Linked DNA regions of Mus musculus: region 1 is linked to region 2. The links are chromatin loops, found by intact Hi-C in ENCODE. Cell type or tissue: left cerebral cortex. All regions are shown on one strand. Links, peaks and the distances in the headings refer to the core of each region. The heading gives the core; the rest is flanking DNA.

What was found. A loop is a pair of places that touch in the nucleus more often than their neighbours do. Peaks named below come from ENCODE experiments on the same cell type or tissue, not always from the same donor. Only the 100,000 strongest peaks of a DNase experiment are listed, where the experiment ranks them.
Region 1: it touches region 2 in a loop (4-fold over the local background); 2 of 42 quality-filtered maps call a loop at or near these places.

Annotation. Positions count from the first base shown.
Region 1 is chr7:123,752,215-123,755,033 of GRCm38, forward strand. No RefSeq gene overlaps it. Among named protein-coding and RNA genes, the nearest start is that of Gm30335, 160 kb to the left of the region's middle. In left cerebral cortex, for the core only: no CTCF peak of the experiment used is centred there; DNase peaks (open chromatin) are centred at 1,273 and 2,348; H3K27ac peaks cover 832 bases.
Region 2 is chr7:123,822,716-123,825,534 of GRCm38, forward strand. No RefSeq gene overlaps it. Among named protein-coding and RNA genes, the nearest start is that of Hs3st4, 160 kb to the right of the region's middle. In left cerebral cortex, for the core only: no CTCF peak of the experiment used is centred there; DNase peaks (open chromatin) are centred at 1,463 and 1,815.

The sequences.
Region 1 (2,819 bases), core at 196-2,695, 70 kb before region 2:
AGTATTTTGAATAACTAACGACTCCATAATGTAGAAGCTTAGAATACCCAGCATCTGGGCTGGAGCTGGGGCTGCACAGCACTTATTTCATGCTTACGGGTCTTCAGCCTGTCATATCTGGCAAACAGTTTGCTGCAGATGTCCACACTTTTGGCTCTTACAATCTCCTGACCCCTCTTCCACGACGATCTATGGAACTTTCAGGGAGGGGTATTATATAGCTGTCCCATTCCGAGCTCAGCACACGCCAGTCTCTTATTCCTTGCACATTGACAGGTTGTGAGTCTCTGCATTGATTGCCATCTCTTGCAAAGGAAGCTTCTCTGATGAGGTTGAGGGCTGCATGAATTTATGGGTAGAAGATAAGTAGTTAGAAGGTAGTTTGATACTAAATCTAGTAGAATAATAGTAGCAGGTTCTGCCCTAGGGCCTGTGACATAACCAACCAGAGATTCTTAGCTCAGTTGATAGGCATCAGTTGTATCTTGTGAAGCAGGCCTTAAATCTAATCAGACTGTGGTTGGTTGCTCTAGCAACATCTGTTCTACCTATCATTGTATCAACTGGCTGTTTCTTTCCAGGCTGGTTCATATAGGATTTGAACCTCTATGAGGTTACTCTGGCCATGGTATTTAGCGGTGGGGCCTCTCAGAGGTGATTTGGATCAAAGCCAGTGGAATTCTGGTGGCTTTGCAAGGAGAGATTGAGACTGTGGAATACATGCATGCACACTTCCTGTCGTTGGCCACAGGCTTTCCTGCAGCATTGAAGGACTCTGTTGTCAAGTCAGCCATCCCCTAATGCAGTCCCTTGACCACCGAGCTTCCAGGATCATGAGCCAAAAGAAACTTGTTTTCTGTAGAAATCATCCAGTCCCTGGTATTATGTTATTGGCAACAGAAAATGGACTGATACTCTATCTAGGCCTTATTTAGCATTTAACACCCTATTTCGGGTTTTATTGCCTCTCCGCTGCTATTGAGAAACTGAAAGTCTACATGTCTTTCCCTAGGAAGCCCAGCTGATGGTCCAGGGTACTGCAAGCCACATGTCTTCCTAAGGGCTAACGTTCTGCAGACATCCTCCACCTGCATTGCTGACAGGTGCACTCTGCCATCCAGGCTGTGTTCCTGCACAGTGGACAGGGATGGAGTACCTGCAAATATGCAGGAGAGGATGTGGGTTGGAATTGGATGCCTGGTTCCCAGGGCTGGCACTGCCGCTTGTCCTGTTTCCTCATCTGTGAAATGGAGATAATAATAACTGCCCCAGTTTCTCACATGTGAAGACAAAACGAGAAAACCATGCTGCAAAATAGGAAACACTATTCAAATGCAGACAGTTTTAGATCCTTTGATTGCTCTCTACATTAATAATAGCCCCATAGAGTTGGTGAGCCTCTGTAGTTCCTTTCAGTTTCCAGAGTGCTTCTACTTGCATTATCTCATTTGGTTTGCACCATGGTGCTCAGTGTTTCAGGGGATCATGGGGATTGAAGAGGCCATAGGGCTTGCTCAGGGCCATCCTGTAAGTAACAGTGCTGGGAGAGCAGCCAGCTTTCCCAGTCTTGTTTCTCTACTTCATCTACCAGAATCCATTGCTTCAGCGCCTCTGTCAAAACCTCAAGGCTCCCTTGGTACAGCATTTGTGGGGTCAATGCTGCTGGTAGAGGCACGGTAGACAAGGTGTTTGCAACCTCCTTATGGGAATGTGAGCATAGCGCTACTGAAAGTAACTCCAAACCCTCTCCATGATTGGAAAAGCATCTATGGGCTTTGTGGTCCAAGCTCCTGGGTCACCTGCAGGTTCTGCCCCATTTCATCCTGCCAGTGTCTTCTTAGGATGTTAAGAAGATGATCATCATGTCAGATGTCCAGTGAGGATTAACTGACTTCTCAATGATGGAAAGACTCTCCCAGAATACAGAACTATCTAATTACTTACAGTGGAAATAAACTTAGAGGTATTTCCAGTCCAGTTTGCTCATTCTATAGGAGTAAAACACAGGGTTGCAGAGGGATACAGGTGTGTTCCCTGTTAGTGACCGGGTTTCAGGTTATTGTTGATGCGAGGGTTCATTCTTAGCTCTGCCACTTACTGTTTGAGGACCCAGTGACAGGAGGATTAACTGAGATAAATGTATTTTCAGTATTGAAAGCTTACCAGGAACCATAGCTAGAATGAAGTCTGAGCTTATCCATGTGCTTGGTTGTAAACAGTTTAGTTAACTCATGTTATCAGGAAAGATCTTTAAGATTATAGCAGGAGCTTCTTTCTGGGAGCTGAGTCAAATGTGGAAGCAACAGAAAAACAGTAGAGTACACACTCATGAGCAGACAGCTCCAGCAGCATCGTGTCACTGCTCAGGGCCTCTGCCAGCAGCTTCTTCAAAGCACATCAGGACATCCTCAGGAGCAAATGTCTTCTAGGTGCATCTGTTACCCAGAATTCTTTTCAGCCAAACCCACATTTCAGGAAGGATTGGAAAGGCCAAGGTCATCTGGTTATGCTCTAGTTGCAAGGGATGCTAGAAAAACTAGTTCCGGGCTTCTCTATTGGAAAGGAGAGACAATTATAATATGAAGCATTCCAGTACATAAGAAGAATGTCCAGAATAAAATGGAGACTTCAAAATATTCATCAAAGTACCCTATGTTTCCTTTATGTTTGTCCCTTTTTTATGTGTGCATAGAATGCCAAGTCGCTTTCTTATGTAACATGCTCCCCACCACCACAGCCAGCCTCCACGTGGCCCAGTTAATTTTATGTAATGCACCAATCACTTTTTAACCTTTTTAGGGACGAGCCCCCATATTCTC
Region 2 (2,819 bases), core at 127-2,626:
CCAACAGCATGGCATTGAGCTCATGCTCTCCTCATGGTGCTCCCAGGCCAGGTCAACCCAGCCTCACATTCCTTCTCTTCAGGCCATCAGGCCTGGGGTCTTAAGCAGTTTGACATTCTCTGTGCTTTTGGACAACTTTGTAGTGGCAAGTGTGTCTTGAGAATGCCAGCCCTGGTACATGGTGGACCTTTTTCTTTGCATCTTCTATATTCCTTTTCTGTAAATCAGAATAGCAACAGCACTTTTCTCAAGGCACTGTTGCGAAGCTAACATGTATTCATCTGTATAAAGCACTCAGTATAGAGTAACATCTCAATAAATGTGATTATAATTACGAGCTATTATTAAGGAGTCCTGGGTGATAACAGTCATCAAGAACAGGCATAGATGTTAATGGTCTCCAGCCTCTGCTGTCGTCTGGTTCATTTCCCTCATCAATAGCTCATTACTTGATTGTCAAGTCACAGACGCTATAAGCTACACACCATCACACCGAATAATAACAATTATTCCAGGTCTCATGTGTAAAGCATTACAGAACCAACATCCCTCTAATCCTGAGAGGAGTCTGTCTGCTGCTGGAGGTGGTATGGCAAGGGACAAAGCTGTGTCATGGGAACATGTCTTTCTTGTTCTGTTGGTAAGGGACACTTTGTTCCAGTAGCAGCTGAGCCATCCTGCTGTGTGTCCTGATGCGGCACAGCCCTAACATCCCCTTGCCTTTGTTTTTCTTTGACCCATTTCTTGATGCTCTGCTTATCCTTTAGAGATTCAAGGATGTGTCTGTAGGAGCAAGCTGGTGCACAAATCTCACAGGCTGCACTCTGACCGAATCTTCTCCCTGTTCCTGCTTTCTCACCCCCAAACTGGAGGGATGCTACTGAATGAAGGTGACGCTCCTCAGACTATCCCCCAAAGGAGACTGTTTCCCCAGAAACCACATTCTGTCATGTAGAATTGCAGATTCCCTGTCAAAGGCAACAAACACAACTTGTCCTACCTGGGGCCCTGGAGCAACTGGATTTAATGTCCACTAGGCTATCTCTTGGCTTGAAATGATTTTTCCTTCTGAATCCAGAAAAACAAAGACATGATTTATATGTGGGAGAAGGCTTGGGATAAACATAATCTAGTAATTTAGAAGGTTCAAAGTGTGTATAAGAGAGATGACGTTTTCTAAATAGCACAGGAAGCCCCCTGAGGTCAAATGGTGCAAAGAAAAGAAAGGAAGTCACCATTACGATGCTCTTACTATGTGAAGGGTAGAGTATGCCAGCTAGTGTTAGTCCTAAATGAGCCATCTTTGGGGTGCTACTCCTGGGTAACTTGAGTCCCCAACTCCCCTGTTCTTGTTCTGATAGGGAAGGCCATATGCTCATGCCAGCCCTGCCCTGGGCGAGTTCCTGAGAGGCAAGCACATTCCCAAGAACACGCCATCTGTACCAGAGGCTGCTCCAAGGAGACGCAAATTTGCACATCCCACTCAAGGGGGGAATGGAACGGATGGGTGTGAGGAGCCCCCAGATTTCCTTCTTCCCCTCTGAGGTGCTTTAGGAAGGAGCATATGACTCATTTCAAAGAATTCAGGAAGTGGAAGATGGTCAGGAAGGGCCTGGTCACAATGAAAAGGAGGCTTTCTTTGCATTTGGCAAGTTGCTCCCAGACAACTTAGGTCTTAATCCTCTTGTCCCGGGAGGTTTTCAGAGTGTTTGAAGGTTGGGTCTCTCAGCCTTCAGTACAGGTAACGAACAATTTGAGGAACTTATTTTTCCCCTCAGGAAAAGAAATGGGTCTGCTTTCCCAGCCTCCATTTTAGCTGTAAATTGGGTTTGGAAATGTACATGCAGAGTATTGGAGTGAACTTGTTCAAAGGAAATGCTAGCAGTCTGTGCATGCCTTAGCCAAGGAGATCAGCAAGCATTTGGATCAAATCACCATGCATGGGATTAACGGTTTAAAATACTGATGCTGAATTCTTGCAAATTGGAAGGCGTTCACTCGGAATCTGGACTTCTGATCCGTCTTGAAGCAGTGTAAATTTTTGTGATATCAAACCTGTTTTACTATTAGAAAGCATTTAGATCATGTTTGCATGAGTTATTATTTTTAGTAATTAAAATTGAACTGTGTGGTTTGTATGTACTTAATTCTCAGCTTCATTTCTCCTGAAGGCTTTTGGGAAAATATCTACAGCCTACAGTAGGGTTGGACTTTTTAAAAATTTCTTCATTGATGTGTAATAATTGTACACTTTTATGGATACAGGCGTACAAGCACAGTGATCTCGTAGGAGCAACTGGGGTATCTCTCAGCTTGAAAACTTATAATTTATTTATATTGGGAACGTTCAAAGTCTGTTCTCCAGCTCTTTTGACACAAACAGTAAATTATTGATAATTGTAGACACCTAGCATGCTATGGAACAATGGGACTGGCTTTTCCAACACTGTATTTCTGTACCTAGACCACAGCAGAATTGTGGGACGAAATCCTCAGTCCTGCCTGGCTAGCAGACACAGCCGATTTCCTTAAACCTGCTGAGAGATTGAGGTCTTTTCCTGGAATTCTGGATAGGAAGAGTGGTCAGGTACTATTTGGAACCTGGTGAAGTTGATTAGCAAAGGGGCAAGGAGAGCACAGAGCCAGGTAGACATTGTGTTTTCTATATCTTACCTTGCTATGATACCAGCTTGCCCCAGTCCCTTTCTACTGCACTATATAGCAGATGGACACAATGCTATTTGTCTGTTCCACTCTGGGGACATTACAAATAATAAAGAACAGAGACGATACCATCTCAAAGGACAGTGCTCTCTTTT